2 separate regions of the Homo sapiens genome follow, and region 1 is linked to region 2. Evidence: read pairs that join two places in POLR2A ChIA-PET (ENCODE). Cell type or tissue: PC-9. All regions are shown on one strand. Links, peaks and the distances in the headings refer to the core of each region. The heading gives the core; the rest is flanking DNA.

Region 1 (8,000 bases), core at 1-8,000, 250 kb before region 2:
AGGCATGAACCACTGCACCCAGCCATTTTTTTACTCTTTATAAGGTCTTTTGAAGAACAAACGTTCTTAAAGATGTATCTTTCAGGCTGGGCACAGTGGCTCACGCCTGTAATCCCAACACTTTGGGAGGCCAAGGTGGGCGGATCACCTGAGGTCAGGAGTTCGAGACCAGCCTGCCCAACGTGGTGAAACCCCGTCTCGCCGAGGCAGGTGGATCACGAGGTCAGGAGTTCAAGACCAGCCTTACCAACATGGTGAAAACCCATCTCTACTAAAAATACAAAAATTAGCCGGGTGCGGTACTGCATGCCTGTAATCTCAGCTACTCAGGAGGCTGAGGCAGGAGAATCACTTAAACCTGGGAGGCAGAGGTTGCAGTGAGCCGAGATCGCGCCATTGCACTCTAGCCTGGGCGACAGAGGGAGACTCTGTCTCAAAAAAAAAAAAAAATTGCCAGGTATGGTGGCGTGTGCCTATAGTCCCAGCTACTTGAGAGGCAGGAGAATCACTTGAACCCAGGAGGCAGAGGTTGCAGTGAGCTGAGATCAGGCCACTGCACTCTAGCCTGGGTGACAGAGTGAGACCCTGTCTCAAGGAAAAAAAAAAAAAAAAAAAAGATGTATCTTTGAAACTCTTAATCACATTTCTAATTGAGTTTGTGTATTGAGTGAGCAGTGGGTCCGTTTTCAGTTCTTTCCTTATGGACACCCATTATCCCAGCAAAGTTTATTAAATAATAATTTACTCTGCAGTATCTGTCTGTCATCATAGTTTCCCTGTGTGCATAGGTATCCGTTAGTTGTTCTCTGTGCTAAAACCACATGGTCCTGATTATGGTAATAAGTCTGTTTAATAGGGCAGGCCCAGGCCAGGTGCGGTGGCTCACGCCTGTAATCCCAGCACTTTGGGAGGCCGAGACCGGCAGATCACAAGGTCAAGAGATCAAGACCATCCTGGCCAACGTGGTGAAACCCGTCTGTACTAAAAATACAAAAATTACCTGGGCATGGTGGTACGTGCCTGTAGTCCCAGCTACTTGGGAGGCTGAGGCAGGAGAATTGCTTGAACCCAGGAGGCGGAGGTTGCAGTGAGCTGAGATCGTGCCACAGCACTCCAGCCTGGTGACAGAGCGAGGCTACAAAAAAAAAAAAAAAAATAGGGCAGGCCCTCACACCTGGTTCTTTTCTGGAGGGATCTTTCCTGTTCCAAATGAAATACAGAAATGGCTTGTCAGGTTGCACCAGGACAATAAGCACCTCCCACCACTGAGATTTTGACTGGGATTACATTGAACTTATGGATGAGTTTGATGGAACTGGCATTTTTATAGTAGAGTGTTTTTTTCCTCCATGATCATGGTATGTCTCTTCATGTATTGAGGTCCTCTTCATTGCCTTTTGGTGAAGTTCAGTTTTCTCTATAAAAGTTTTTCATGTTTTTAGATCCATTCCTAGTGAATTTATATTTTTTTGCTATGTTATAAATGATACCTTTTTTGTTGCATTTTTAACAGTTTCTTCATGGTATGTGGACATACAGTTGACTTTGGTCTAATAACTAACATTTTTTTCTAAGTAATTTGGGTATTACCTTTTTTTCTATAGGATTACATCCCAGTAGACCAAGAAGAGTTAAGAGATTATGTCAAAGCTAGGCTGAAGGTCTTTTATGAAGAAGAACTTGATGTTCCGCTGGTGCTGTTTAATGAAGTCCTAGACCACGTGCTGAGGATTGACAGGTGGGCTTTTTTGTTGTTACAGCCCCACCTCTCGCCTAAGCTGCTCTTGAGTAAGTGTGTGTGCCGGGTCACACCAGGCCTCATGCTGTCCTACCACCTCCACCTCAGCCTTCTCCACCAAGCAGCTTCCCCCTTCTCTTCTTTCTAAGTCCAGCTTAACCATCCTCAGTTTATCCTAAGCAGAACTTCATTCTTCCTCCCCCAGCACTGCATACCTGCCATAATTATGGCCCTTTGACCTTCTGCTGGAATTGCATTAGTCTCTCATGTCAGTCTAGAGGACAGGACCGTGTCTTACTGGTCTTTGCATTCCTCCTGGACTTCACAAATAACAGTTGCTCAGCAAATGTTTAATATACAAGTTCAAGTTAAAACATGTCCAAAATACTGTAGACACTAGATATGAGTCAAAAGGGGAATGAGGCATTATAAGCCTTAACATTGATCAGTTCTCGTAATGTTTCAGAATATTCCGTCAACCTCAAGGCCACTTGCTTCTGATTGGTGTTAGTGGAGCAGGAAAAACTACCCTGTCTCGTTTCGTCGCCTGGATGAACGGTTTGAGTGTGTACCAGATTAAGGTGCGTCTGGTCGGTGGCCTCTTAATCCCAGCAACAGATGTGTGTGCAGAGCTCAGTGAGTAGGAATGGACCTAACTTGCCTCTGCTTCTGTAGGTCCATAGGAAGTACACAGGGGAAGACTTTGATGAAGATCTACGGACAGTGTTGAGACGTTCTGGCTGTAAAAATGAAAAGATAGCATTTATAATGGATGAATCTAATGTGTTAGATTCTGGATTCCTGGAGCGAATGAATACCCTTCTGGCCAATGGAGAGGTAATTAGGTGACGTGTTGCGTTGCATTACGTGTTACCGGGGGACCAGTAAGTCAGCACTGTGCTGTTTCCCAGGTGCCTGGTCTCTTTGAAGGAGACGAGTATGCCACCTTGATGACGCAGTGCAAAGAGGGGGCACAGAAGGAAGGCCTGATGCTGGACTCGCACGAGGAGCTCTACAAGTGGTTCACTAGCCAGGTTATCCGCAACCTCCACGTCGTGTTCACCATGAACCCGTCCTCGGAGGGACTCAAGGACCGGGCAGCTACATCACCAGCACTTTTCAACAGGTACGTGGGCCTTTACTTGGCTCTGGGTCAGGAAAGTCGGTGTCCTTCCAAGGGACAAAGCCTGCCCCTCATAGCTGTCCTGAAACATGGGCCTCTTTCTCAGGTGTGTGTTGAATTGGTTTGGAGACTGGTCCACCGAAGCACTGTATCAGGTTGGCAAAGAATTCACAAGTAAGATGGATCTGGAGAAGCCAAATTACATCGTGCCTGATTACATGCCAGTTGTGTATGATAAGCTGCCGCAGCCACCATCCCATCGGGAAGCCATTGTGAACAGCTGTGTGTTTGTTCATCAGACTCTTCACCAGGTGGGTTCAGTTTTGAGATCAACAGATAAACCACAAAACTAACCATCATGCTAATATAAAACTAAATTGCTATAAAAATAGACCTTAAGGCCAGGTGCAGTGACTCATGCCTGTAATCCCAGCACTTTGGGAGGCCAAGGCGGGAGGATCACTTGAACCCAGGAGTTCAAGACCAGCCTGGGCAACATGGCGAGACCCCATCTCTACAAAAAATACAAAGAAAATTAGCCGGGCATGGTGGTGGGCACCTATAGTCCCAGCTACTCAGGAAGCTGAGGTGGGAGGATCACTTAAGCCCAGGAGGCAGAGGTTATATTGAGCTGAGATCACGGCACTGCAATCCAGCCTGGGCAACAGAGCAAGACCCAGACTCAAAACAACATAAATAGACCTTAGGGCACTTCATGTTTGACATTGTACTGTTATTTGTAAAGGAAATACTTGTTTCTTACCTCTTACCTCTTTAGTAACATCTCATTCTTGTCACTGGGCTGTAAATTCTGGAGCCGTCTAACACTTTAGTGCCCCCACTGACTCTGCCTCTGATAAAATGATCTCCTTTGCCTTTGTCTCCCACTGCTGCTGTATGTTCAGGCCCTTACTCTTTCCTCTAGATCAGGAATCAGCACGCTTTCTCTTTAAAGAGCCAGATCATAAATGTTTTAACCTTTACAGGTGGAGTAGTCTCGGGCACAGCTACTCAGTGCTGCCATTGTAGGGCAAAAGCCTCCAGAGACCATATATAAATGAATGGGTGTGGCTGTGGCCAGTAAAACCTCATTACTGAAAAATGCAAGGCTTGGCCTGCTAACCATGTTTTGCTAATCCTTGCTGTAGATTCTGTGTGATAGAAGAATTCAGTCTACTCCTCCCTCCCAGAAGAGCTTTGTGAAATCCACTCTGAGCTTGTAGGTGTCCTGCTGCCCAGCCCCTGCAGGCCATCTCCATTGCCCTTGGAATGTCGTCCAGCCCTGGCTTCCCCTGGTAGTCTGATCATCTTGCTGTGCTTCAGAAATCAAGGGACCAGAGCAGTTTCTCACATCAGGCCTGCCTTGCCCCTTTCTTGTCATTTCTTACTAATAAAAGGTGGAAGCAGGCTAGCTAACCTTTCTATAGTAACTGACATTTGTGATGCCTTTTCACATAAGTACACCTCTAAAGTTGGTGTAATCACCATCCTCAGTTTAGAGAAGTTAAAGGGCTTAGAGAGGTTTGGAAGTGTAAGGGGTATCTCGAAAGCTCTAAGTGGCTAAGCTGAGGCCCGACTCGAGTGTTCTGGCCCCGAGGGCCAGGCTCCTTCTATCATGTCACACCCATCTGCCAAGGCCAAAATTGTTTTCTGAGGTTAAGTCACAGAGTTTCCTGAAGAGTGAGAAGATGTAACTATTTTCTGAAAGGCGAATGCTCGGCTAGCAAAGCGAGGCGGCAGAACGATGGCCATCACCCCTCGCCACTACCTGGACTTCATCAATCACTATGCCAACCTGTTCCACGAGAAGCGGAGCGAGCTGGAGGAGCAGCAGATGCACTTGAACGTGGGGCTCAGGAAGATCAAAGAGACAGTCGACCAGGTGCGTCACAGGCACAAATTCCTCACGGGAGTGAGCTGCAGTGAGGACCCCTTTCCATATAATTTCTGCATGTTTCTCGTCTCTGAGTGTGGGCTTTGCTCTTTAGGTAGAAGAACTGCGTCGTGACTTGAGGATAAAGAGCCAAGAGCTGGAGGTGAAGAATGCAGCAGCCAATGACAAGCTGAAAAAGATGGTGAAAGACCAGCAGGAGGCTGAAAAGAAGAAGGTATGGTGTCAGGGAATTCTGGCCTGTAAGGACTGAGCATTTTCAGTCTCCAATGAGAGAGTAGGAAATGTAGTTCCAAATGGGTCTTAGGGTTAGAGAGAGGGAGGGAGGGAGAGAGAGTGTGTGTGTGTGTGTGTGTTGGCAGAGTGAAGAATGTTGTTTAGAATTTAGTCAGCAAATTAACCAATGCTTAACCCATACCTAAGCCATCCCTCCTTTCTAGGTTATGAGCCAAGAAATCCAGGAACAGCTGCATAAGCAGCAGGAGGTAATTGCAGACAAACAGATGAGTGTCAAAGAAGATCTTGATAAGGTGGAACCTGCCGTCATTGAGGCCCAGAATGGTATGTAAAGACTGTCAGAGCTTTGATGTCTAGGAAGGGTGGTCTCCGTCAACATTACTGTGGAGTTCAGGTCACTGAACATTGCACATATGCTTCCCTCAAAGGTTCTGGTTTCCAAAAATATCATTAGTAACCATCTGAAGCTTTTTCTGAATGCTTGAGATTGTCTTCATCTCTCAAAGCAAAGTTCCTACAAAGCTAGATTGTATTTACCATAGTGAAACCCCTCTCATAAAAGAAACTTCACAATATAAGCTTTGTGTCAATATACGTTTTTAGAGATCTGTTGATAATTACGTAAGTATGCTATTTATCAATCCCTGACTTGAATTTCACCCAGAAATATAAAATATTCAGTGTAACTGTCTTGTAATTGTTTCTGAGTGTTCTAGCTATGACCCAATTGCTAATTTAAGTATTGATAGCAGTCACTTCTCTTTTTCCATTCCTTACATGCCTATAAGATGCTATAGAAATAGGGCAACAACCTGCCATCCTGTTTTAGTTTGCAATTTACACAGTGAGTAAGACTGCTCTCAGCCAGGCGAGGTGGCTCGCACTAATCCCAGCACTTTGGGAGGCCGAGGCAGGAGGATCATTTGAGGCAGGAGGACCATTTGAACTTAGGAGTTTGTGACCAGCCTGGGCAACATAGCTAGACCCCCATCTCTATTTTAAAATAAATGAATAAATGAAAACAAAAGAAAAAAAAGAGTGCTTTCTTCTTGCCCACTGTATTTAACCTGTTTCAAATAACCCAATTATCTGTAGTTTTTACCTTATACAACAAGATGAATTCAAATGCACCACTCAACCTATATATTTTCATTCAGAGTTGGATTTGGATGATAATTTAATGTAGTTCTCACCTTCTAAATATTACTTAAAATTGTTTTACAAAAATTTCAGCCTAGAAAACTATTTTAGTGTATAGAAGTCATTGGCCATTGTTTTTGTTTTGCTTTGTTTGAGACAGGGTCTCACTCTGTCCCCCAGGCTGGAGTGTAGTGGTGCAACCATGGCTCACTGTAGCCTCAGCCTTCCCTGTTTCAGATGATCCTCCCACCTGAGCCTCCTGAGTAGCTGGAACTATAGGTGCGCGCCGCCACACCCAGCTAATTTTTGTATTTTTTGTGGAGTCAGGGTTTTGCCATATTGCCCAGGCTGGTTTCAAACTGCTGGGCTCAAGCGATCCACCTGCCTCAGCCTCCAGAAGTACTAAGATGTGTGAGCCACTGTGCCTGGCAGCCATTGTTTTAGAACTGTTAACTCCACGTCTTTACGCATCCCTCTAAATTGTAGCAAATTTAAAATGTCTGTTGAAATTATATAAAATAAATGCACAATTGCACTTAAAATATTTTGTAAAATATTTTTTTAAAATATTTTTGGCCAGGCGCAGTGGCTCACGCCTGTAATCCCAGCACTTTGGGAGGCAGGGGCGGGTGGATCACCTGAGGTCGGGAGTTCAAGACCAGCCTGACCAACATGGAGAAACCCCGTCTCTACTAAAAATAGGAAATTAGCTGGGCGTGGTGGTGCATACCTGTAATCCCAGCTGCTCAGGAGGCTGAGGCAGGAGAATCACTAGAACCTGGGAGGCAGAGGTTGCAGTGAGCTGAGATCGCACCACTGCACTCCAGCCTAGGCGACAGAGCTAGACTCAGTCTCAAATAAATAGTAAATATATTCTTAATCTTTATGGGGATAAAGAAATTAGGACTTGTGAGACATTTTAAAGGTAATATCCTGCTTTTTAAGGAATGCTAGCATTTTGTAAGATCTTCATAATCATTTAAGAGATCAGCTACTTACCCTATTCCAGAGGGTTTAATACAGAAAAGTCTCTCATTTCTTAGCTCTTCTAAGCAGCTAGCTGTCCTTTCTCTCATTGGAGTTGGAGCTCCTGGCTGTTTTGGTTCATTCTCACCATGCTTTGCTCTATCTTCTCCCACCCATCGACCCTCATCCACTCCTGCTGCCACTCAGCTGTGAAGTCGATCAAGAAGCAGCACCTGGTGGAGGTGAGGTCCATGGCCAACCCTCCTGCTGCTGTGAAGCTGGCGCTGGAGTCCATCTGCCTGCTGCTGGGGGAAAGCACCACAGACTGGAAGCAGATCCGCTCCATCATCATGCGGGAGAACTTCATCCCCACCATCGTCAACTTCTCTGCAGAGGAGATCAGGTGAGAAAGTGGAAGTGCCAAGGTATTGCCAGAAATTGAAATCAGTTGTTCAGGCCAGGCACGGTGGCTCACGCCTCCAATCCCAGAACTTTCGGCTGTTCAGGCCAGGCACAGTGGCTCACGGCTCCAATCCCAGAACTTTGGGAGGCTGAGGCAGGTGAAGTGCTTGAGCCTAGGAGTTAGAGACCAACCTGGGCTACATGGCGACACCCTGTCTCTACAAAAAAATACAAAAATGAGCTGGGCGGGGTGGCATGCGCCTGTAGTCCTAGCTACTTGGGAGGCTGAGGTGGGAGGATTGCCTGAACCCAGGGGATCAAGGCTTCAGTGAACCGAGATCACACCACCGCACTCCAGCCTGGGTGACAGAGAAAAACCCTGTCTCATTAAAAAAGAAGAAAGAAAAAAATTGTTCAAGTGTTGAGCACATTTTCAGCTTTCACCTGAGAACCAAGGGTCAGTCTAGCTCATCCCCAGTGGTCAGTCACTGGGGCAATGAGAT
Region 2 (16,612 bases), core at 3,561-11,560:
ATGAGACGCCACGCCTAACTCCCTAACAAAGACTTTTATATAATAAGAAAAGTATAGGCCAAGCATGGTAGCTCACGCCTGTAATCCTAGTGCTTTGGGAGGCCAAGTCTGGCGAATTGCCTGAGGTCAGGAGTTCAAGACAGCCTGGCCAACATGGCAAAACCCCATCTCTACTAAAAATACAAAAATTAGCCAGGCATGGTGGCACGCGCCTGTAATCCCAGCTACTTGGGAGCCTGAAGCAGAATTGCTTGAGGCGGAGGTTGCAGTGAGCCGAGATCACGCCACCACACTCCAGCCTGTGCAACACAGCAAGACTCCATCACGAAAAAAAAAAAAGTATCCCTTATGAGTACAAATACAAAAATACTTGACAAAATACTATCAAATCCAGGAACATGTAAAACTGATCATATGTTATGACTAAGTGGGGAATCCCAGCTATACTGGGAATGCAAGGTTGAGTTATTATTCAAAAATGAATGAATGTTATCCACCACAATACAAGAAAAAGGAAAAAATAATAATACCAAAAAGTCATTTGACAGAATTCGATACCAATTCAGGACAAAAATTCTCAGCAAGCTATTCATGAAAGGGAACTCTGTCAATTTGATAAAAGACATATACAGCAAACATCATGCTTCTAATGTTGAAATGCTGAACACTTCCCCGCTACTTGCATTCAATATTGTACTGGAAATCTGAACTAATGGGAAAGGCTAGAAAAAAAGTCATGGGCCGGGCACAGTGGCTCACGCCTGTAATCCCAGCACTCTGGGAGGCCAAGGTGGGCAGATCACAAAGTCAGGAGTTCGAGACCAGCCTGGCCAATACGGTTAAACCCTGTCTCTACTTAAAATACAAAAATTCGCCAGGCGTGGTGGCGGGTGCCTGTAGTCCCAGCTACTTGGGAGGCTGAGGCAGGAGAATCACTTGAACCCGGGAGGTGGAGGTTGCAGTGAGCTGAGATCGCGCCACTGCACTCCAGCATGGGCAACAGAGCAAAACTCCGTCTCAAAAAAAAAAGTCATCAACATTGGGAAAGAAGAGTAAAACTGTCTCTATTTGCAGGTGACATATTTCTTTAAGTAAAAAATCCTAAGAAAGCAACCAAAACATACTAGAACAAAAAAAAAAAAAAAATAAGTGAATCCTGAGAAATTTCTCAAAATACAAAGTAAACAAAAATTAATTGCATTTCTACATACTTATGGCTAACAATGGGAAATAAATGTTTAAAATATCCTTTTATAATAATGTTATAAAACATAAAACACTTAGATATAAATTTAACAAAAGACACGTAAGACCTTTTCAGTGAAACTACAAAACAGCTGAAACCGTCCAGGCAAGGTGGCTCACACCTGTAATCTGAGCACTTTGCGAGGCCAAGGTGGGCGGATCACCTGAAGTCAGGAGTTCGAGACCAGCCTGGCCAACATGACAAAACCCTGTCTTCTACTAAACATACAAAAATTAGCTGGGCATGGTGACACGTGCCTGTAATCCCAGCTACTTGGCAGGCTGAGGCAGGAGAATCTCTAGAACCTGTGAACCCGGAAGGCAGAGGTTGCAGTGAGCTGAGATCATGCCATTGCACTCCAGCCTGGGCAACAAGAGCAAAACTCCGTCTCAAAAACAAAAACAAAACATAGCTGAAACTAAAGCAAACTGAAATAAATGGAGAGACGGTTATACCATGTTTATGAATTGCAAAGTTCAATATTGCTAAGATATGCATTCTCTCCCAAATTGAACGATAGACTCAATACAATCCTATTCATAATCTCAATAGTTTTTTTTTGTTTTGTTTTTCTTTTTTGAGACAGAGTCTCACTCTGTCGCCCAGGCTGGAGTGCAGTGGCCCAATCTCCACTCACTGCAAGCTCCACCTCCTGGGTTCACTCCATTCTCCTGCCTCAGCCTCCTGAGTAGCTGGGACTATAGGCGCCTGCCACCACACCCGGCTAATTTTCTGTATTTTTAGTAGAGATGGGGTTTCACGGTTTTAGCCAGGATGGTCTTGACCTCCTGACCTCATGATCTGCCCGCCTCGGCCTCCCAAAGTGCTGGGATTACAGGTGTGAGCCACCGTACCTGCATTTTTTTTTTTTTTTTTGAGACAGGTTCTCACTCTGTCACCCAGGTTGGAGTGCAGCTGCATGATCTTGGCTCACTGAAGCCTCCACCTCCCAGGCTCAAGCAATCCTCCCACCTCAGCCTCCCAAGCAGCTGCGACTACAGGTGTGTGACACTACACTTGGCTAATTTTTGTTATTTTCAATCGAGATGGGGTTTCACCATGTTGTTCAGGCTGGTCTTGAACTCCTGGGCTCAAGTGATCAGCCCACTTTCAGCCTCCTAAAGTGCTGGGATTACAGGCGTGAGAAACTGTGCCCGGCTGGTTTTATTTTTTAATAGAATTGATGAGCTATATTCCTAGAATCCTCACAGAAAAAAAAAATTGAGCTGATTCTAAAATGTATGTGGATGTACAGAGGACCTACAGTAGGCAAAACTGTCTTTAAAAAGATGAAGAGGCCGGGCACGGTAACTCACGCCTGTAATCCCAGCACTTTGGGAGGACGAGGCAGGCGGATCACCTGAGGTCAAGAGTTTGAAACCAGCCTGGCCAACATGGTGAAACCCTGTCTCAACTAAAGATACAAAAATTAGCCAGGCATGGTGGTGGGTGCCTGTAATCCCAGCTACTCAGGAGGCTGAGGCAGGAGAATTGCTTGAAACCAGGAGGCAGAGGTTGCAGTGAGCCGAGATGACACCACTGCACTCCAGCCTGCATGACAGAAAGAGACTCTGTCTCAAAAAAAAAAAAAAAGAAGAAGAAAGACTTTTAGTATCTGACTTCAAAACTTACTGTTGAGCTACATTAATCAAAACAGTATGGTATTGGCATAATGACAGTCAAAGAGAGCAATGAAACAGAATAGAGAGTCCAAAACAGACCTATACTTTTACAGTCAATTAGCTTTTGACAAAATAATCCACTGAAGGCAAGGAAAGTCTTTTTTTAACAAATGATGCTGGAACAACTGGATATTCATTTGGGGGAAAAAACTGATGCTTGATCCCTACCGCTCACCATTCACAAAAATTAATTTAAGATGGATTGGCCGGGCACGGCGGCTCACGCCTGTAATCCCAGCACTTTGGGAGGCCGAGGTGGGTGGACTGTGAGGTCAGGAGATCGAGACCATCCTGGCTAACACGGTGAAACCCCGTCTCTATTAAAAATACAAAAAATTAGCCGGGCGTGGTGGTGGGCGCCTGCGGTCCCAGCTACTCGGGAGGCTGAGGCAGGAGAATGGAGTGAACCTGGGAGGCGGAGCTTGCAGTGAGCAGAGATAGCGCCACTGCAGTCCAGCCTGGGTGACAGAGCGAGACTCCATCTCAAAAAAAAAAAAAAAAAAAGATGGATCACAGACCTAAATGTAAAAAGTTAAAATGATAAGGTTTTTAGGAGAAAATACAGGAGAATACATTCACAACCTAGAAGTAGACAAAAATTTCTTCTAAGACAGAAAACAAAAAACAATAACCACAAAAGAACTCCATAAATTGGACTTCACTGACATTAAAAAACTTCAGCACATGGAAAGATGCCATAAAGAAAATGGATAGGCAAACCACAGACTTGGAGAAACTACCTGCAAAACACATTTAATAAAAGACTTCTATACAGAATATATAAAGAACTCCTAAATTCAATAAAAAGGCAAACAGCCTAATTTTTAAAATTATTTTTTCTTTTTTTCTCCCTTAGGATGGCTTGTTTCTTAAGGTCTAAATTTTTAAAGGGACAAAAACTTGGACAGGCAATTCATAAATGAAGATACATGAATGGCCAATAAGTACATGATCAAGTGTTTATCATTAGTCATCGGGGAAGTAGAAACTAAAACTACCATGAGATAATTCCACACAATCATCAGAATGGCTTAAACTTAAAAGAATAACAACATCAAATGCCGGTGGGAATATGGAGCAACTGGAACTTTCATTCTTTGCCGGTGGTAATATAAAAAGCTACAGGCCGGGCGTGGTGGCTCACGCCTGTAATCCCAACACTTTGGGAGGCTGAAGTGGGCGGATCACAAGGTCAGGAGATGGAGACCATCCTGGCTAACATGGTGAAACCCCATCTCTACTAAAAAATACAAAAAAAAAATTAGCCGGGCGTGGTGGCGGGCGCCTGTAGTCCCAGCTACTCAAGAGGCTGAGGCAAGAGAATGGCGTGAACCCAGGAGTCAGAGCTTGCATTGAGCCGAGATAGCCAGCCTGGGTGATAGAGCGACACTCTGTCTCAAATAAATAAATTAATTAATTAAATTAAATAAAAAAATAAAAAGTTACAATCACTTTGAGAAAAGGCTTGTCAGTTTCTTATAAAGTTAAACATATACCTACCCTTTGACCCAGTGATTCTGTTTCTAGGTAACTGCCTAAGAAAAAATGAAAACATACAAAAAATTAGCCGGGTGTGATGGTGCATGCCTGTAATCCCAGCTACTCTGGAGGCTGAGGCAGGAGAATCACTTGAACCCAGGAGGCGGAGGTTGTGGTGAGCTGAGATCATGCCAGTGCCCTCCAGCCTGGGCAACAAGAGCGAAACTCCGTCTCAAAAAAAAAAAAAAAGAAAAAGAAAAAATGAAATATGCACCAGTAGAATTTCTGTATTTCTTTTGTTGTTTTTCTGAGACAGGGTCTTGCTCTGTCACCTAGGCTGGAGTGCAGTGGTGTGATCATGGCTCATTGCAGCCTCAACTTCCTAGGCTCAGCAACGCTCCCATCACAGCCTCTCAAGTAGCTAGGACTACAGGAGTGAGCCACTATGCCCTGGTCTTTTTTTTTTTTTTTTTTTGTAGAGGAAAAAAAAAGATACTAAAAGTCTTTCTTCATACGACATACAGACCAGGCTATATGTCATCCAGCCTGGTCTCAAATTCCTGGGCTCAAGCAATCCTCACGCCTCAGCCTCCCAAAGTGCTGGGATTACAGAAGCAAGCCACCACACCCAGCCTAAGAAGTCGAATTTCATAAGCAGCTTTATTCATGGTAGCCCAAAACTGGAAACTATCAAAAAGTCCATTAACAGGAAAATGGATAAAGAAATTGTGTTGTACTCACAGATTGTAATGAATGTTGCTCAGCATTAAAGAGGCATAAACTGGCCAGGTGCAGTTGCTCACACCTATAATCCCAGCACTTTGGGAGGCTGAAGCGGGTGGATCACCTGAGGTCAGGAGTTCAAGACGAGCCTGTCCAGTGAAACCCCGTCACTACTAAAAATATAACAATTAGCTGGGTGTGGTGGCACAGGCCTGTAGTCCCAGCTACTTGGGAGGCTGAGGCAGGAGAACTGCTTGAACCTGGGAGGCAGAGGTTGCAGTGAGCTGAGATTGTGCCACTGCACTCCAGGCTGGGCAACAGAGCAAGACTCCGTCTCAAAAAAAAAAAAAAAGAGATAAACTACTGAACAACAGTAATGATGAATCTCAAAGACATGATGCTGAGTTAAAGGAGGTGGACACAAGAGCACATACTAGTGATTGCCTGGGATGGCAGTGGGAAACTGAAAAGGAACAAGAAGAACTTTCTAGGGTTATAGTAATGTTCTACATCTTGATTACACGAGAATATCCATTTGCCAAAATTGTACAGATAAACAATGTGCACTTCAAGATATACAAATTTTGACTTTAAAAAACTGTATAACGTTATAGATTGCATGTTTGTGTCCTCTAAAATTCATACGTTGAAACCCTAAACCCCCAATGGGATGATATGAGGAGGTGGGGCTTTTGAGAGGTAATTAGAGCACATGGCATTAGTGGCTCTAAGAAGAAATGCCAGAAAGACTCTAGAGAACATGCGACCTCTCTCTCTCTCTCTGCTATCTGTCATTTGAGGACAAAGCAAGAAGAGGGCCACCTGCAAATCCTAAAGCAAGCCCTCGCCAGATACCAGACCTGTCTGCCAGCATCTTAATCTTGTACTTATCACCCTCCAGAACTGTAAGAAATAAATGTCTGCTGTTTAAGCCAGACAGAATACAGTATAATTTGTTATAGCAGCCCAAGTAGAGGAAGGACACTGGGTGGAGGTATAGATTAAATAAAAATAGCAGGGATGTTGATTCTGGCTGCTGGATACCTAGGGCTGCTGTTCATTTTGTATATGCTTGAGGTTTTTCATATTATACTTTTAAGTAAAAAAAAAAAAAAAGGCTTTTAGAGAGACTAATAAATTCCTTGCCTTTGTTTCTATTTATAACCTTACACAGCAGACTTTTTGTTTTTGTAAAAGTAATTTGAGGACTGCTTAGAGGTGTGACTTGAGAAAAACCATGTACCACATGTAGACCTGACGTTGGCATCAGCATCTGCAGCTGGGAAGAACGGTGGGAAGATCACCAGCTCAGGACCTATACAGACCTGGGCTCAGAGTCAGCTCCACGACGTGTAGGTTGGGTAGCAACGGGCCAGGTGGGGAACTTGATCTCTCCGAATTTCAATTCCCTAGTCTGAAAGATGTAACAATGGATCTTCCTCCCAGGGCCGCAGTGAGGATTCAATGACACATGCATATAATTCACCTAGTACTGTTCATGACACCAGATATGTAGTGAACAACTGCGGTAATCTTACTATTATTATCTCACGTCCATCTCCAAAATAGTCTTCAAGCTCTGCTAACTTGTATTATCTGTTATGGAAAAACTGATTTACATAGCAAGTTGCTTTATTACGGTGTGCCAGCACTGCACTAAGTGCTTCATCTGCATTATTTAATTTGACCCTCACAACAATCTTATGGGGTAGATACTGTGGTTATCCCCATTGTATAAAGAAAGAAACAGAGGCACGGAGAAATTAGGGAATTGTCCAAGATTGCATGAACTAAAATGGAGGAGCTGCTGGTTCCGACCTTTAGAGTCAGAGCTGGTAACCCTACACTGAACCCCGGGTTTAGCAGACTTGTGCCAATGTCACTGCCTCGGGGCACAAAGGGAGATCCTACAAATACCAAGACTAGGGATTTTTTTTAAGAGACTCACTCCATTTCTTCTATTTCTATAGGAAAAATATAGACTAAAAGCATAGCAAGAGAACCGTTGTTGTTGTTGTTGTTGTTGTTGTTTGAGACAGGGTCTTGCTCTGTCACCCAGGCTGGAGTGCAGTGGCACAATCATGGCTCACTGCAACCTCAACCGCAACCTCCAGGACTCAAGCAATCCCCCCACTTCACCCTCCTGAGTAGCTAGGACTACAGGCACCACCACTATGCCCAGCTAACTTTTTTATTTCTTTTTTTGGTAGAGCGGGGGTTTTGCCATGTTGCCCAGGCTGGTCTTTAACTTCCAGGCTCAACTGATCTGCCCACCTTGGCCTCCCAAAGTGCTGGGATTATAGGTGTGAGACCCACTGTGCCCAAAGAGAGCCTATTCTTAATTGTGTACTTTTGGCAAGTATTGGTGGAGGAAAATTCTGAGGATATACCAGAAAAGATACAAAACGACTCAGTTCTGTTGAGGCCTCAGGCAAGTAACTAACTTCCTTATCCCTAACTAAGTCCTTGAGTGACTCAAAAGGCAAACAATGCTCAGGAGTGAAAGTGCCCTCCCTGCCACAGTACTAATCCATTATGTGTATTTTTTTACCTTTCTTTAACTTCATATTAACTAAGATTACTGCAAAAGCCATCCGTTTCTATTTGAATTAAAGCATAGGAAAGGAGCAGAAGTAATACTGGAGGGGGTAGGGGTCAGAGGCTCCAAATACCAACCTCATGCTGCCCAAGTGACTCAGTATGACTTTCTGCTACTAATGCTTCACATTCCTCACACCACCCACACAACTGTGCAAGGTGACTCTGGGGATTCACTTACACAATGATAAGCAAGCAGAAACGGATTTTTGCGTGTGTGCGGTTACCTAACGGACATGGTTTCCTGGTGGTGAGGTACATCCTGGATCTGCTTTCTGCCAAATCCCTCGCATACCAAAAGTGCCTGGTCCAGCGGAATTTCGGCTTCCTTGTCAAAGAAGGCAGAGTGAGACAGGGTCTCACTCTGTCACCCAGGCTGGAGTTCAGTGGCACAAGCACAACTCATTGCAGCATCACCTTCCTGGATTCAAGAGATCCTCCCACTTCAGCCTCCCAAGTAGATGGGACCACAGGCACACACTACCGCGCCCGGCTGATTTTTAAAATTTTTTCATGGAGGCAGAGTTTCTCTTTGTTGCCTGGGCTGGTCTCAAACTCCTGGGCTCAAGCAATTCTCCCACCTAGGCCTTCCAACGTGCTGGGATTACAAGGCATGAGCCACCATGCTGGGCCAACCTGTGGGATGTGTTCTAATCAACTGCTTTTGAAGTTAAAGGCAAAGAACATAAATTGTTTCTGAAATACAACGAATGATTCTGCATACAGTAAGGAAGGCCAGCATCCACTGCACATTTGCCATGTGTCCCACCTTGTTAGCTTTCTGTTCATTCCTTTGCTTAGTCGTCAAGCACTATGACAAGGAAGCCAAGATTCTGGTGGACCAGGCACTTTTGGTGTGTGAGGAATCTGGCAGATGGCAGACCCAGGATGTGCTTCATCACCGGGAAACCATGTCCGTTACGTAACCACACAATCTTCCCAGGGGCTGAGGAGGCATGAGAAAGAACTTCAATAAACTGAGCGTTCTTCACCCGCTAGAGAACTGCTCCTTAGAACATTCTAAACTTATCTGATAGAGGCTGGACCCAGGACTGTAATCCTAGCACTTTGGGAGGCCAAGGCAAGTGGATCGCTTTGAGCTCAGGAGTTCGAGACCAGCCGCAATATGGCGAGACCCTGTCTCTACAAAAATACAAAAATTAGGCTGGGCATGGTGGCTCACACCTGTAATCCCTGCACTTTGGGAGGCCAAGGTGGGCAGATCACTTGAGGTCAGGAGTCTGAGACCAGCCTGGCCAACATGGTGAAACCCCATCTCTACTAAAAATACAAAAATTAGCCGAGTGCTGTGACGCACGCCTGTAGTCCCAGATACTCGGGAGGCTGAGGCAGGAGAATTGCTTGAACCTGGGAGGCAGAGGTTGCAGTGAGCCAAGATCACGCCACTGCTCTCCAGCCTAGGTGACAATGCGAGACTCTGTCTCAAAAAAAAAAAAAAATTACAAAAATTATCTAGGCATTTGGTGGCTTGCACCTGTAGTCCCTGTTACTCATGAGGCTGAGGCTGGATAATCGCTTGAGCCCTGGAAGCAGAGGTTGTAGTGAGCTGAGATCACACCACTGCACTCTAGCCTGGGCAACAGAATGAGACCCTGACTCAAAAAAAAAAAAAAAAAAGAAAAAAAAAAGCATCACACCCTACTGTTCAAAATCCTGTACTGGCAACTTTGGGTCAAAGGTGGCTGTTTAAGGAAGTCTGTTTTTTTGTGTTTTTTTTTTAATTTTTGTAGAGATGGGGTCTTGCTATGTTGCCCAGGCTGATCTTGAACTCCTGTGCTCTAGCAATCCTCCTGCCTCAGCCTCCCAAGTAGCTGGAATTTCAGGTGTGAGCCACAGCACCCAGCTGTCTGCTCTTTAGATACGGGATAATCAGTATACTGTGCATCAAATCCTCTCTCATCAGTGGTTTACAAGTAAAGATGGAGTCGGGGAAAGATAAAGAAACACAGAGAATGCAGAATGCATAGAGAGGAAGAAGTGCTAGAAGAGAAGGAGCAGAACACCTGGTGGCTTCAGTCTTCCTAGTGGTAGGTAAACTACCGTATGCATTGGGCAGTGAAGAACAAGGATTTGCCTTAGCAGAATCTGGGTTCACATCTGGCTCTGCCCACCCAGTAATCTAGAAAAAATGTCAAATTACCTCACATCTCTAAGCACCTATCCTCATATATGAAACAAGGATAACTACCCTATCCAGATGTCATGAGGATGAAATTACTGTTCTTGGCCAGGTGTGGTGGCTCACACCTATAATTCCAGCACTTTGGGAGGCTGAGGCAGAAGGATCACTTGAGCCCGGGAGTTCATGGTCAGCTTGGGCAACACAGTGAAATCCCATCTCCATTTTAAAAGTTAACTAATTAATTAAAAAATGAAGGCTGGGTGTAGTGGCTCAGGCTGAGCGTGATGGCTCAGGTTGGGCATGGTGGCTCATGCCTGTCACTTATGTTATATTAATATAATATTAATATATTAATTTATTCACAGTTAGTTAAATTGCAAGGACCTCTAATACATTTAGACTAAGGTTGCATTTATAGAAGTCCAACACACAGCCAGGCACAGTGGCTCATGCCTGTAATCCCAGCCCTTTGTGAGGCTAAGGCAGGCAGATACCTTGAGGTCAGGAGTTCAAGACCAGCACGGGCAACGTGGTGAAGCCCCGTCTCTATAAAAAATACAAAAATTAGCCAGGCGTGTGGTGTGCTCCTGTGGTCCCAGCTACTCAGGAGACTGAGGTGGGAAGATCACTTAAGCCTGGGAGGTGGAGGCTGCAGTGAGCCAAGATCGAGCCATTGCACTCCAGCCTGGATGACAGAGTGAGACCCTGTCTCAAACAAAACAAAACACAAAAACAAACAAAATCAATGGGCTAGGCACAGTGGCTCACACCTGTAATCCCAGCACTTTGGAAGGCCAAGGCGGGCGGATCACTTGAGGCCAAGGAGTTCAAGACCAGCCTGGCCAACGTGGTGAAACCTGATCTATACTTAAAAAAAATAATAATTAGCCGGGCTTGGTGGCACATGCCTGCAGTTGCAGCTACTAGGAGGCTAAGTCACGAGAATCGCTTGAACTGGGGTGGCGGAGGTTGCAATGAGTCAAGATTGTGCCACTGCACTCCAGCCTGGGAGACAGAGTGAGACTCTGTCTCCAAAAAAAAAAAAAAAAAAATCAATGGATCATAAAATCAAATGGATCATAAAGGGTTCACTTCCGAGCTCTCTATCCTGTTCCATTGGTTGATATATCATTTTTTTGCTGTTTTTTTTAATTAAAAAAAAAAGAAATCCAACACATTTATAACTTTTAGGAACATACAGACTGTTTAAGGTGAGACACACTTTTGAAACTTAAACTTTTTTGTGGTCATTCATCACTGATATTACAGTAAGCCTGGATATGAGTAAACTCCAGTATGATAAACATAACATTAGCATATAACCCTCACTGCCCAAAGAAATCTGATTGTATCTTACATATTATTAAATTAATAAAGCTCCCCCCTAATATTAAGTTGCCGTTATTGACTGAAACTTGGATCTGTGTTTGGTCCCAAGTGCATCTCTGTAGCCTACCTTTCAAAGCGCTGCTTCATTTGTTTACATGCATAGTAGTTTCCATCTCTCAGGCTTTGCATCTTCATAACTTCAGAAAACGTTCCCTCTCCTATTTTGCCAATTGCTTTATAGTCTATAAATAAAAATGATTACAAAAATAAAATGTTATTTATGCATACACTTGTATTCACTTCCAGACAGCAAACTTTTAATCTATAAGATAATTTAAACAGCAATATACTGAGAATTGTTTCTCCTATCTTTGTAAGATTTAGTGGTCCCCTCAACTTTAGGGGAAGCTGGAACAAAGCATCATTTCCTTCCAGTCTGTGCCCTCCCTTGTATAGCAGGAACCACCTTACCTGGATCCTGGCCAGTGAGGAGAGGCTCAGCTACCCTACAAGATTCAGAAGATAGAGGAGCAGCAGACGTGGGATTCTTCCAGCAGGGGTGGGCATGGGCATGAGCTTAGGCTCTGGGCTGATGTCATATTGCAGCAGCAGCCTCTAAGGACCCTCCTGAAATTGACCTTCCCTGGTCCTATAGAGGGCCCAGCTGATCCGCAACAGTTTCCTACAATTCTTGCACTTCCTAATTTTCTGAAAGCTAACAGCAACTTTCCCTGGGTGTGCTGCCACCACATCACCCCAGCCCTGATAATGGTTTTGGAAGCCTCTAGATCACTATGTTAAATGCCTTCCTGCTTGATACCTAGGGTAGTTTCCATTTTCCTGACCAAACCCTGACTGACAACAAATGAGCACCTTGATGTGGGGTGCTGCTGTGAACAAAAGTCTAAAATATGTTAGTTTGGCTTATTGGTCAGGTGGCAAAATGCTAGAGAGCCTGGCATATCATGATGAAATATCGCCCACTTAAAGGAATGCCTGCACTCACTGCTGCCTTTCATGGACCCAGTGTCCGCTGAGCCTGCTGGCCTAAGGAAAGTGGTGGGAAGAGTCAGAATGATGGAGTACGCTAATTACTACTGACTGCCTTAACAAGCTATTTCAAGACAAAGATAAGTACAGGCAAGAATGGCTATACCACTTTTCAAGCAGAAATGGAAGGAATAAGTAAAATCTAGAGAGCAAAAGTCTCACCAGTTGTAAAAGTTTCTACAGCCCAAATAATAGGAGAGTAAGACTGCAACAACATTGGCAGAGAACGGTCTGTGAGCCTTCTCCATTGAACAAATGGCTCATCTTTGCGGCAGAGATCACAGGAAGGCTGTTACAATCTCTGGGCATTTGTTTCAGAAAGCTTCAAGGAAGCTCCTACAAATTGAGACCCAGAGGCATATGAGCGAGGCCACAAAGAAATAAGGCAGGCTTGGGGCCAGGCGCGGTGGCTCACGCCTGTAATCCCTGCACTTTAGGAGGCCGAGGCAGGCAGATCACCCACCTGAGGTCAGGAGTTCCAGACCAGCCTGGCCAACATGCCAAAACCCTGTCTCTACTAAAAATACAAAAAATTAGCCAGGCGTGGTGGCATGCACCTGTAGTCCCGGCCACTTGGGAGGGTGGGGCAGGAGAATCCCTCGAACCCAGGAGGTGGAAGTTGCAGTGAGCCAAGATCACACTACTGCACTCCAGCCTGGGCTACAGAGTGAGATGTCATCTCAAAAAAAAAAAAAAAAAAGAAAATGCAGGCTTGAGAACTAGATCTAGAAGAGAACCTTGGGTGTGGAACTGACCAGAAGCAAACAGACCAGAAATCTTTAAACATCACTTAGATTGTGGCAGAAACAAGCCTAGAGTAAAAGAGGCCTTCACTTCAGGCCCCAAACCTGCACCTGCACAAAGCAGATGGGGTCTTGCTATGTTGCCCAGGCTGGCCTCAAACTCCTGGGCTCAAGCCTAAACTTCTACCTCAGCCTCCCAAGTGGCTAGCATGAGCCACTGCACCCAATTCACAGGTTTTCAAAACTGCAGCGCTGAAGGTGGGCATCCTCTTCAGTATTCCTTTCCACATGCACATTTCAAATGCCTTGTCTGAATTCTGATTTGAACAAACCATCGGTAAAAAGGTACTCATTTTTCAGAAGTGATAACGGTTATGTCAAAACACAAAAAATGTCCTTATCTGTTAGCAAGAAATACAGAAGTATTTCCAGGTGAAAATGATACAATAATTGGAATTTACTTTAAAATATCCCTGGCCGGCTCACACCTGTAATCCCAGCACTTTGGGAGACCCAGGTCGGTGGATCACTTGAGGCCAGGAGTTCGAGACCAGTCTGGACAACATGGTGAAACCACGTCTCTACTAAAAATACAAAAATTAGCTGGATGTGATGGTGCGCACCTGTAATCCCAGCTACTTGGGAGGCTGAGGTAGAAGAATTGCTCAAACCCGGAAGGCAGAGGTTGCAGTGAGCCAAGATCGCACCACTGCACTCCAGCTTGGGGGACAAGAGCAAAACTCTGTCTCAAAAAATAAAATAAAATACAATACCCCTGTACATTCCCATTCACTACTGCTGAAATTATAAACTGGCATAGTCTCTTTGGAGGGCAATTTGGCAGCAGCTATTAAATCTTTAAGATGTGCATCCGGGCCGGGCGCGGTGGCTCACGCCTGTAATCCCAGCACTTTGGGAGGCCGAGGCGGGCGGATCACGAGGTCAGAAGATCGAGACCATCCTGGCTAACACGGTGAAACCCCGTCTCTACTAAAAATACAAAAAATTAGCCGGGCGTGGTGGCGGGTGCCTGTAGTCCCAGCTACTCGGGAGGCTGAGGCAGGAGAATGGCGTGAACCCAGGAGGCGGAGCCTGCAGTGAGCCGAGATCGCGCCACTGCACTCCAGCCTGGGCGACAGAGCGAGACTCCGTCTCAAAAAAAAAAAAAAAAAAAAAAAAAAAGATGTGCATCCTCCGGCCGGGCGCAGTGGCTCACGCCTGTAATCCCAGCACTTTGGGAGGCCAAGGTGAGGATCACTTGAGCCCAGGAGTTCAAGGCCAAGTTGGGCAACATAGACCCCGTCTCTACAAAAAATAATTAGCCAGACTCAATGGCACACGCCTGTCATCCCAGCTACTCAGGAGGCTGAAGTGGGAGAACCACTTGAGCCCAGGAGTTTGAGGCTGCAGTGAGTAGGGATCGCACTACTATACGCTAGCCTGGGCGACAGAGGGAGACCCTGTCTAAAAGAAAAAAAAATAACTTGCTCAAGTACATATGACAGGAAGATTAATGATTGCACCATTAATCAATACAGTAAAGCTGATAACCCAAATGGCCCCCATAGGAAACTGGATTAATATGGTTTACCTGTATAACGGAATATACTGTAAATATTTAAAATAATGGGTGGCAGGTGCCTGTAGTCCCAACTATTTGAGAGGCTGACGCAGGAGAATCACTTCAACCAGGGAAGTGGAGGTTGCAGTAAGCTGAGATTGCGCCACTCCACTCCAGCCTGGGCAACAAAGTGAGACTCCGTCTCAAAAATAATAATAATAATAATAATAATAATAATAATAATGTCCTTAAAAACTATACACACACACAGAATTAATACTGGCTCTGTCTGAGGTTACAGGTGTCTCATTTTCTAAGTTAGATATTTTCCACAATGTTGTTTTTTGAAATAAGAGCATGATTTTCACTGTTTTATTTCAAAATAACAAAAACTAAATACTCCTCCCCCAGAAAAGATGGTGGTGGGGAAAATGGTAAAATGCTGATCACTGCTGAAATTCGGTGATGGATTTATGAGGGTTCAGTGGGCGTGGTGGCTCACGCCTGTCATCCCAGCACTTTGGGAAGCCGAAGCAGGCAGATTACCTGAGGTCAGGAGTTCGAGACCAGCCTGGCCAACATGGCGAAACTCCATCTCTACTACAAATACAAAACTTGGCCAGGCACAGTGGCACATGCCTGTAATCCCAGCACTTTGGGAGGCCGAGACGGGCAGATCACGAGGTCAGGAGTTCAAGACCAGGCCAGCCTGACCAAGATGATGAAACCCCATCGTACTAAAAATATAAAAATTAGCTGAGCATGGCAGCGCTATATATCTGATAAGAAACTTATATCTAGAATATATAAATAAGTCTTATAACTCAATACAAAGACAATCCAACTAAAAGGTGATCAAAAGATTTGACAGATATTTCTCCAAAGAAGACATAAAAATGACCAATAAGCTATGAAATGATGCTCAACATCATCAGTCATTAGGGAAAAGCAAGTTAAAACTATGATGAGATACCACTTCACACTCACTAGAATCAAAAACATAGATAATAACAAGTGTTGGTGAGGATGTGGAGAAATTGGGACCCTCATACATTGCTGGCAGGAATGGAAAATGGTGCAGACACTATGAAAAACAGTTTAGCCAGTTCTTTGAGATTTTTTTTTTTTTTTTTTTTTTTGAGACGGAGTCTTGCTCTGTCGCCCAGGCCGGACTGCGGACTGCAGTGGCGCAATCTCGGCTCACTGCAAGCTCTCCGCTTCCCGGGTTCACGCCATTCTCCTGCCTCAGCCTCCCGAGTAGCTGGGATTACAGGCGCCCGCCACCGCGCCCGGCTAATTTTTTGTATTTTTAGTAGAGACGGGGTTTCACCTTGTTAGCCAGGATGGTCTCGATCTCCTGACCTCATGATCCACCCGCCTCGGCCTCCCAAAGTGCTGGGATTACAGGCGTGAGCCACCGCACCCGGCCTGAGATGTTAAACAGAGTTACCATATGACCCAGCAATTCCACTCCTACATATATGCCTAAGAGAAACAAAAACGTATGTCCAAACAAAAACCTGTAAGTGAATGTTCACAGTAGCATTATTCATAATATCTGAAAGGTGGAAAGCATCCAAATGTCCATCAGGAGATGAACGGATAAACAAAATGTGGTCTATCCATACAATGGAATATTACTCAGCCATGAAAAGGAATGAAGTACTGATACATGCTACAGCATGGATGAGCCTTGAGGACATTATGCTAAGTGAAAGAAATCAGGCACAAAATGCCACATATTATGTGATCCCACTTATATGAAATGTCCAGAATAAGCAAATCTATAGAGGCAGGAAATAGATTTGTAATTGCCTAGGGCTGGTGGAATGTGGGATAAAGGAGTAACCACTCCTTATTTCTTTTGGGGTACAGGTTTCTTTTGGGGATGATGAAAATATTTTAACATTAGATTATAGTTATAGTTACACAACTCAGAAAATATACTTAAAATCACTGAGCAGTATACTTTAAATGAGTGAACGTTATAGTATGTATATTTCAATAACTCCATTAAAACAGACAACTCTGTGGTGTTGGAAATCAGAAAGTGGTTAC

The links. Peaks named below come from ENCODE experiments on the same cell type or tissue, not always from the same donor. Only the 100,000 strongest peaks of a DNase experiment are listed, where the experiment ranks them.
Region 1: POLR2A ChIA-PET joins it to region 2 with 8 read pairs; 2 of 35 experiments call an interaction of 5 or more read pairs at or near these places.

The regions. Positions count from the first base shown.
Region 1 is chr14:102,024,970-102,032,969 of GRCh38, forward strand. DYNC1H1 (dynein cytoplasmic 1 heavy chain 1) reads left to right here. Exons shown (of 78, transcript NM_001376.5): 44 at 1,605-1,738; 45 at 2,205-2,319; 46 at 2,414-2,575; 47 at 2,650-2,864; 48 at 2,968-3,172; 49 at 4,570-4,743; 50 at 4,850-4,969; 51 at 5,193-5,313; 52 at 7,303-7,498. Among named protein-coding and RNA genes, the nearest start is that of HSP90AA1, 58 kb to the right of the region's middle. RefSeq lists an enhancer at 2,353-3,552. In PC-9, for the core only: CTCF peaks have their summits at 3,895 and 4,160; DNase peaks (open chromatin) are centred at 3,122, 3,972 and 5,172; H3K4me3 peaks cover 1,157 bases; H3K27ac peaks cover 6,081 bases.
Region 2 is chr14:102,272,151-102,288,762 of GRCh38, forward strand. MOK (MOK protein kinase) reads right to left here. Exons shown (of 12, transcript NM_014226.3): 2 at 11,328-11,442. Among named protein-coding and RNA genes, the nearest start is that of MOK, 25 kb to the right of the region's middle. RefSeq lists an enhancer at 7,174-8,373. In PC-9, for the core only: no CTCF peak of the experiment used is centred there; DNase peaks (open chromatin) are centred at 7,021, 7,921 and 8,621; H3K4me3 peaks cover 1,766 bases; H3K27ac peaks cover 6,296 bases.